Linked DNA regions of Homo sapiens: region 2 is linked to region 1. Evidence: read pairs that join two places in POLR2A ChIA-PET (ENCODE). Cell type or tissue: GM12878. All regions are shown on one strand.

What was found. Peaks named below come from ENCODE experiments on the same cell type or tissue, not always from the same donor. Only the 100,000 strongest peaks of a DNase experiment are listed, where the experiment ranks them.
Region 2: POLR2A ChIA-PET joins it to region 1 with 5 read pairs; 1 of 35 experiments calls an interaction of 5 or more read pairs at or near these places.

The regions. Positions count from the first base shown.
Region 1 is chr16:10,171,098-10,175,097 of GRCh38, forward strand. All of the region lies in intron 2 of GRIN2A (glutamate ionotropic receptor NMDA type subunit 2A), which reads right to left. Among named protein-coding and RNA genes, the nearest start is that of GRIN2A, 9.3 kb to the right of the region's middle. In GM12878, no CTCF peak of the experiment used is centred here; a DNase peak (open chromatin) is centred at 1,858.
Region 2 is chr16:10,091,662-10,095,661 of GRCh38, forward strand. All of the region lies in intron 2 of GRIN2A (glutamate ionotropic receptor NMDA type subunit 2A), which reads right to left. Among named protein-coding and RNA genes, the nearest start is that of GRIN2A, 89 kb to the right of the region's middle. In GM12878, no CTCF peak of the experiment used is centred here; a DNase peak (open chromatin) is centred at 2,064.

The DNA.
Region 1 (4,000 bases):
GTTATTTGTCTTGCATCTGAGCCCCTTCCCTAAATCAAATGTATTCGTAGTCATTAACTTGAAAGGGTAATAAAATAAGAGCAAAAGAATAAGAACCCAAAGCCCTAGGTTCTAGTTACAGCTTTGAACAATGCACAAATTACTGCAACTCCCAGATCCTTTATTTCCTCATCTGAAAATAGAGATTCTTTAAACAAATACCGTTGGAGCTGCCAGGTTTCCCAGGCTATCACTGAGTTATTAATCCTTGGCAGAGATAAAATGAGAAACTATATATGTCCACACTCTAAATCCCTAAGCCTCGTGCAAACATATGGTCCAGTTGGTGGAGTCATTTAGTGCAAAGGTCAATGAGATAGTCTTCTCCTGCGATCACTTTCATGCTGGCCACATTTAGCTTCCGTTTGCCAGGATAAAGCTCTCAGCAAGTCCTACAAAGGCAAAGGAAGCTTCTGATTGTCTCAGTTAAGAAAATACAAATCATTTCATGTTAGACCCTCCACTTCTGACAGTTCTGTGGGATTCACTCCCAGTTTCTTTCAGAGCATACCCTCATGTAACCACATCATCCTTAATCACTCTTTCTGGTTATTAAAAAGTACATGTACACTGGAGAAAAATAAAAACTAAAAAATGCAGACACAATAACAATAGCATTCCTGTAATAAGCATTTATTATAAGGTAGGCACTGAGACATGGACTAATATCCATGATGTCATTTAAATCTCACAACTCTACAAAGTGGATGCTATTATTGTTCCCATTTTAGAGATGAAGACATTGAGGCTCAAGATATTAAGAACTTCCCCATGATCACCCAGCCAGTAAGAGGTGGAATCCCTGAATTTAAATTCAGGCAATCTAACTCAAAGTACAATATATTAACCACTTGATAATGACATTCTTTAAAAGATTAAAGCAGCCATGAGTCTACCACCCCAAAGATAACTGCTATTCATATTTTGGTATGTTTGTTGCCAGTCTTTCCTTGATGAGGCACAAAATTTTCAGAGCTGGAAGAGATCTTAGTGATAATTTTGTCCCAAATCCTCATTTTGCAGGAGAACCAGAGGTTCAGACAGGTGAAGGGCCTTTTCTAAGGTCACACAGGTATTTTTGAAAATTGAATTTCATTCTTCAGACTCTTTGTCCAAGGTTTTCTTGGATCTTCCAACTCAAGTTGATTCATCATGGCTGCCTGGAGTACTGTGTTGAGAAGGCCTTAAGGCCAGTGGGCTCAACAGGGCCAGGTGTTATAGGAGATTAATGATGGCAGCAGTGAACATGGCATCCATGGTTGCATACATGCCATAGATCTGCCGTCTTATCCAGGAGCAGCCCCTGGAAGAGCTACTTCCCTCACCTACATCATAGGCCTCACAGCCAAGTGCCTTCAGGATACTGTGTATGTAACATAAATGAGTGAAGTGAAGTGAAGTGAAGTGACTTTGGGGAATTTAAGAAAGGAGGGGCACCTGTCCTGTCCCAGGATGGCAGTGGGAGGGCAGGGATCGTGGCAGGTGGGGTTGGGGGATGAGATTCATCTCCAGCCAACTGTTGCCATAGGGGGAATCGGGGCCAGTATGGCCAGGCCTTCTGACTGTTTCAAAGCAGCATGAAGTTTGGATTTTCTTTTCAATGGGATGTCTTCCAACTTTAAAATGTTGGCAAAGAATTAGAAGTTGAAAGATCAAGGATGGGGGATGCAGGACAAACAAAAGACACCAATTAATAACCTTATAATGTCTCATTTATGTGATGACTTATCAGAGGCTACCAACTCTCTATTACAAACCAGAGATTCAGTTCCTGTTTCTCTTCTGCACAGCCCTCTTTCTCTCTCTTTCCCCACTCACTCTGCCTACAGTAGCATTTTCCATCTGAGGCTATGAGAAAGAAGATAAACACCGCTGCAAACCCACCAGACCACAGCTCTTCAGGGCCCAAACGATTGTCAGCAACCCCTGAGGGCTACTTGGAGTGTGAGTCACGCTACCGGGAGGACGCCTGTTGGTCTCTGATGACTTAAGTGAGGAGGTGTTGATGATCGCATCTGACATGCCTCATGGAAAAGACTAAAGATAGGTCTCCCCACTCTCCCAGGAACTACCTGATGCCTCTTTAGCAGGAGCTGAGTGGGCTCCACCAACATTCCGATCTGTGCGTCTGCCCTTTTCGAGAGCTCTCAGTGTTTAATGGGAAGGCCCATCACTCGCATCCAAACTCTGGAGCTGCCAGGTTACAAGAGCACCAACTTCCACCTCCTGCTGATGAGCTGTTACTCAGCAGTTCTCTACAGGCCTTTCGTATGTAACCCCCCAATTTATGCTAATCCTCAGGATGGCTGGTAATTATCTGCCCACTAGAGAGAAGAGAAAAATTGGCAAACACCTATGAAATCAGTCAGCATTGAGGGAACAAACACTGCACGAATGCCCTGAACCATATTGTGATATGTTCATCCGGAAGCTCCAACAAGCTGGCATCGGAGCCAATGACTAGATTCATTCAATCAACAAACATTTACCGTGTAACAAACGCAAAGGGCAGGACAAGTGTGAGGTACTGAAAAGGATGCCCCTATGGAGCACAAATGAATATTATTAATGGTGGAAAAAGAGAGAAATTGTTAAAATAATTGTGGTATGAACTGAACACTCTGCAGCCATTGAAAATCAAGTTTAAGAAGTCTATGTAGTGATAAAGGAAAATTCCAAGAATACATAATCAAGTTTAAAAAAATATATAAAAGCAGGTTGTGAAATAAAACGGGGTCAAAATCCGAGTGAACACACTCAGTAACCTTCCTTTTCTGCTCCTAAGACATAGAATTTTTAAAGAAACCTTTAGTTATTTTTAAATTTACATAGTATTGCTTGCAAATAAGAAAAGAGAATCACAGATCAAAAATAGAGAGTAATCCCTAAAAATAAATGAACTGAAAGACGGGACTCTAGGGTTTCAAGTAGGAATCAAAGCCACATAATCCATGGAGGATAGGTCCAATATGAGCCATGAGAACAGAGGTGTCAATGTCCATCCAGGGAAAAAGGGGAAGAACTGGACCTAGAATCAGGCTGCTAGCTGTGGATGGTGCTGGAACATCTGCACCATCCACCATTAGTCACAGCCAAAAAGCAGGACCCTATCTGTGTCAAGGAGCCAAAATGAAGTCACCTACATGAGATGGACTCCTAAGCCTGTACCACAGGCCACGTAGAATGGGAAGAGAGTACAAACCTGAGCTGCTGACATGGGCTCTGGCTTAAAATACACACCCTCACAGATACAGGGCATAAGAAATCATAAAGTTGCCTTGAAAATAAGTTCACAAACAAAAATTAAAGAACATATGTGAACATCCAACTAACTGATTCTACAAATGAAGGACTTCACAACTGAAGAAGGAAAGATGCTAGAGCAATCAGAGAAGAACTTTATAATACATATTTTTTAATCTTTGAAGGGACAGGGGAGGGAGTTACATGCACAAAGTGAGAAGAGTTTTTCATTATTTATAACACAAAAAAACAGGGAGGTGTAAAGAGGAACCAATTATTATCTTGGAAATAAAGTATATCCTTGTTGAAATCTATAACTCAACAGATAGTCAAAATAATAGACCATCCATGCTGTTTCTTTCTAAAATAAAATAATAGACCAGACACAAATGAAATGATGTAGTTAACTGGAGTATAGAATTGAAGAAACCTTCCCAAACACAGCACAAACAGAGAACTGGAAAAAAAAAAAAACAAGATACATGGAGAATTGATTGAGAAATTACACATATATATATAGTACAGTCATGTGCTGCATAAGGAGGTTTAGGTCAACAATGGACCACAAGTACACAATGCTGGTCCCATAAGATTATATTCTAAGTTTTTGCTGTACCTTTTCTGTGCTTAGATATGTTTAGATACACAAATACTCACCAATGTATTACAGTTGCTTACAATATTTAGTATAGCATTCATACAGTAGAGTATGCTGTAG
Region 2 (4,000 bases), 79 kb before region 1:
CAGATAATGGAATGTTATTTGGAAATAGAAATGTAGAAAACACTGATACATGTGACAACATGAATTAACCTCAAAGACATTATGCTAAGTGAAAGAAGCCAGACTCAAGAGACTATATATTGTATGATTCCATTTACATTAAATTTCCAGAAAAGGAAAATCTATAGAGACAGAAAGTGGATCAGTGCTTGCTTGGGGCTGGGGTTAGGAGCAATGATTGACAGGCCTGAGATAATTTTTTTAGGGCTGGTGAAAATGTTCTAAAATTTATTTGGGGTGATGGTTGCAAAATCTGTAACTTTACTTTAAAAATCATTGGATTATGTATTTACAATGAGTGCATTTTATGATAAGTAAATTATATATCAATAAAGGTATTAAAATAATTAATCCTCTAACAGCCCACACAATAGTTTAGTCATCTGCATGCCTTGATATACCTCCAGTCTAGTCCTTTCAACAAAGAATAGAAGAGTTTAGTCAAATGAGGAGTCTTTGGGATTGGAATGGTTCTAGCCTCATTCTCTAAATAATTCTACCCAAACAATATTTAGGAATAATTTTTTTAGAGTGGCATAAACACCATAATTACATGCACATACTTTTCATCTTTTCTGTTCTAGAAAAGGAGTCTTCTTACAGTCCAAGGAAAATCAGTCTCTACACTGAATTATAAATTAACATTTCAGCAGACATGCAATGTTGTGTGAGGTCTTCCCACGTTAGCAGTCGGAATACAGGGGACAGCATCACCTCCTTTGCCTCCAGAGGTCTGAGGGTGCAGTGGAAAGAGATCAGGGTGTCTTCAAGAGTTTGAATTTCTCTCTTCTCAAGAATAGAAGGAAAATTAAGCATTATTTTTTTCTCTCAATGATTTTGCCTTTTATAATAAGTAACTCTTATAGACTCCTTACTATGTGACATGCCCTGTTTCAAACATATAAAATATATTAACTAATTTAATGCTCATAACAACTCTATGAGGTCAGTTCTATTTTATCCCTTTTAACAAATAAGTAAACTAGAGCACAGATGGGTTAAGTGACTTGTCCAAGATCACACAGCAAGCTAGTAGAGACGGGATTCAAACTAAACGGTAACTCAAGTCCCTTCTCTTAAGCCCTCCATCTCATGTACTCAGAGGCATTAAATCTCAAGGTATACATAAAAGATAAGGTAAAAGGCAGCATGAAAAGTTGCTTTTTTTTTTTTTTTTTAACAGGCTGGAGTGCAATGCCACAATCTTGGCTCACTGCAGCCTCTGCCTCCTGGGTTCAAGCAATTCTCCTGCCTCAGCCTCCCAAGTAGCTGGGATTACAGGCACCCACCACCATGCCTGGCTAATTTTTTGTATTTTTAGTAGAGGTGGGGTTTCGCCATGTTGGCCAGGCTGGCCTCAAACTCCTGGCTCAAGTGATCCACCCGCCTCAGCCTCCCAAAGTGCTCTGATTACAGGCATGAGCCCCACGCCCGGCCAACCTTTCTGAAACCCAGAAGAAAGAAGAGCAAGTGGGGCTCAGAGTCACAGTTGCTCAGCACTGCAGGCAGGGTCCGTATGTCATAATAACAGATGGGGTAGGTACCATTGCTCTTGCAGCCTGCAGGTCCCAAAGGAAATTGTGTCATTTTATCTTGCCTAGCTCCAAAAGGAGCAGCCTCTGTCAGAAGATCTCAATCATCATAGGCACATCCCAGGTGTGTGTCCTGCTTCTCATCAGGCCTCCCCATCTTACTAGACCACTAGGTTCAGCCCTGACTTGTAGGAGGGGCTGGGCCTCCATAGCTTCTAAAAACATACAGTTAATCTACAGCATCTCTCCTACATTTGCTGCGTAGCATTGGCACCTTCACTCAAGTGACAGTATTATAGTCAGGTGGCATCGATCAGCTTTAATCAGCCTTATATTTAAGAGCTAGAGTCTCTGGGTGTTTTAGGGAATACCCGGGCAACAAAGTGAAAAAAAAAAACAAAAAACCTTTTGCAGTAGATTGCATGATTGCACAACTGGCCCAATTCTTCATCTCTTACTGGAAACATGTCACTGTCACGTGATTCTGTGGTCCCTGCCACTTAAGAACCAGGATACAGTTCCTCACCTCTTGACTTTGAGTTTGATCACGTGACTTAGTTTGGCCAATTACGTGAGGGAGACGTGCCAGTGTGCCGGTTTTGGCTTTTGCCCAGGGTGTCTAAGACCGTAGGGAAGAGATTGTCTGGGAAACTCTGCCCAAGACATCACCAGAGAGCCCACGTAGTGTGGTTTCTCTCCTTGTATCAATGAGAATGAAACCCAAAGAGAACTGATGCATCACCCAGTGAGTGAATATAGGAGCTACAGTGAAACCCATGTCTCCTGTCCTCCTACTCCAGGTTTCTAAACAGGAAGCATCAGAACCTGGCTGTCAGAAAAATAATCTGAGGCCCCAAGGTTTCATGGAGCAGTTACTCTCTGCTCAGCACTAAGCCACGTGTACAGAGGAGATACCAATAAGGAAAATGACTGGGTCCCTGGTTATAATGTCCTAAATCTGTAATGGAGTGAATCAACAAGACACTTGCAAACAAAATGGTGAGGGCTCAGGAGGCTGTAATTTTTAAAAAGTGCTGGACTGAGGAAAGGTGAGAGTTACAGGCTCAGTTCTGCCACTCGCCTGCTGTGTGACTTTGAGCTGGTCATTCCCTATCTCTTAATAACAGCTTCTTCATCTATAGAATGTGGGTATACATGAGGGGATTTTTTTAGAACTCTAGTTCTCAGTTCTGACTGCATATTATTCTCACCAAGAAAACAGTTTTTTTTTTTTGAGATGGAATCTCGCTCTTATTGCCCAGGCTGGGGTGCAATGGCACAATCTCAGCTCACTGCAACCTCCACCTCTTGGGTTCAAGCGATTCTCCTGCCTCAGCCTCCTGAGTAGCTGGGAGTACAGGCACCCACCACAATGCCTGGCTGATTTTTGTATTTTTAGTAGAGACAGGGTTTCACCACGTTGGCCAGGCTGGTCTCAAACTCCTTACCTCCAGTGATCTGCCCGCCTCAACCTCCCAAAGTGCTGGGATTATAGGCATGAGCCACTGTGCCTGGCCCAGAAAGCATTTTTTAAAAGAGGAACCCAGACCCTTGGAGAAATGACTGATTGCTGATTCCAGGGTTGAAGCAGGAAAAGTATAAAATGAACCAAGAGCATCTTATTGTTCCAGAAAGTAAGGGAATGTGCACCAAAAAAAAAAAAAAAAAAAAAATGAGGACTTCTAGGGATGGAATTTTGTCCCCTACAAATTCATATATTGAAGCCTTAACCTGCCATTGACTATATTTGGAGATAGGGCTTTTAGGAGGTAACTAAGGTTAAATGAGGTCATAAGAGTAGGACCCCAGGTTGATAGGACTGGTGAACTTGTAAGTAGAGGAAGAAGAGAGATTTCTCTCTCTCTCTCTCTCCACCAGCATGCACTGAGAAAAGGCCATATGAGCACACAGAGAGAAGACAGCTGTCTGCAAACCAGTAAGAGAGCCCTTACTCAAACCCAACCACGCCAGCTCCCTGATCTTGGACTTCCAGCTTTTAGAACCATGAAAAAAATAAATTTTTGTTGTTTAAGACACCCAGTCTATGATATTTTGTCATGGAAGCCTGAGCTCACTAAGACAAGAATGTGTCAAAAGAATACAAGAGCCAGGTTGAGGTGCTGACCGATAAAATCTGAGACAATTTAAGCATAAATATAAATAACGACAGTAATGGATTATAACCCACTGTAAAATTAAGAATCTTGAGCCCATGCTAATATAAAGTATAAAAGTAAAAATAAATGTTCTTCCTTATAGCAGAACACTAGTAAAGAGAAGGAATGATGGAGTTAGAAAACATCAATGGATGCTAAAGCTGGTGAGTAAAAACATGATAAGGAATAGGATATTTATATAGTCTCAATGTATCTGCCTAATAATATAGGAGCTACATTGAAAGTGTATCCCGTCTTCCTAGTGCAGGTTTC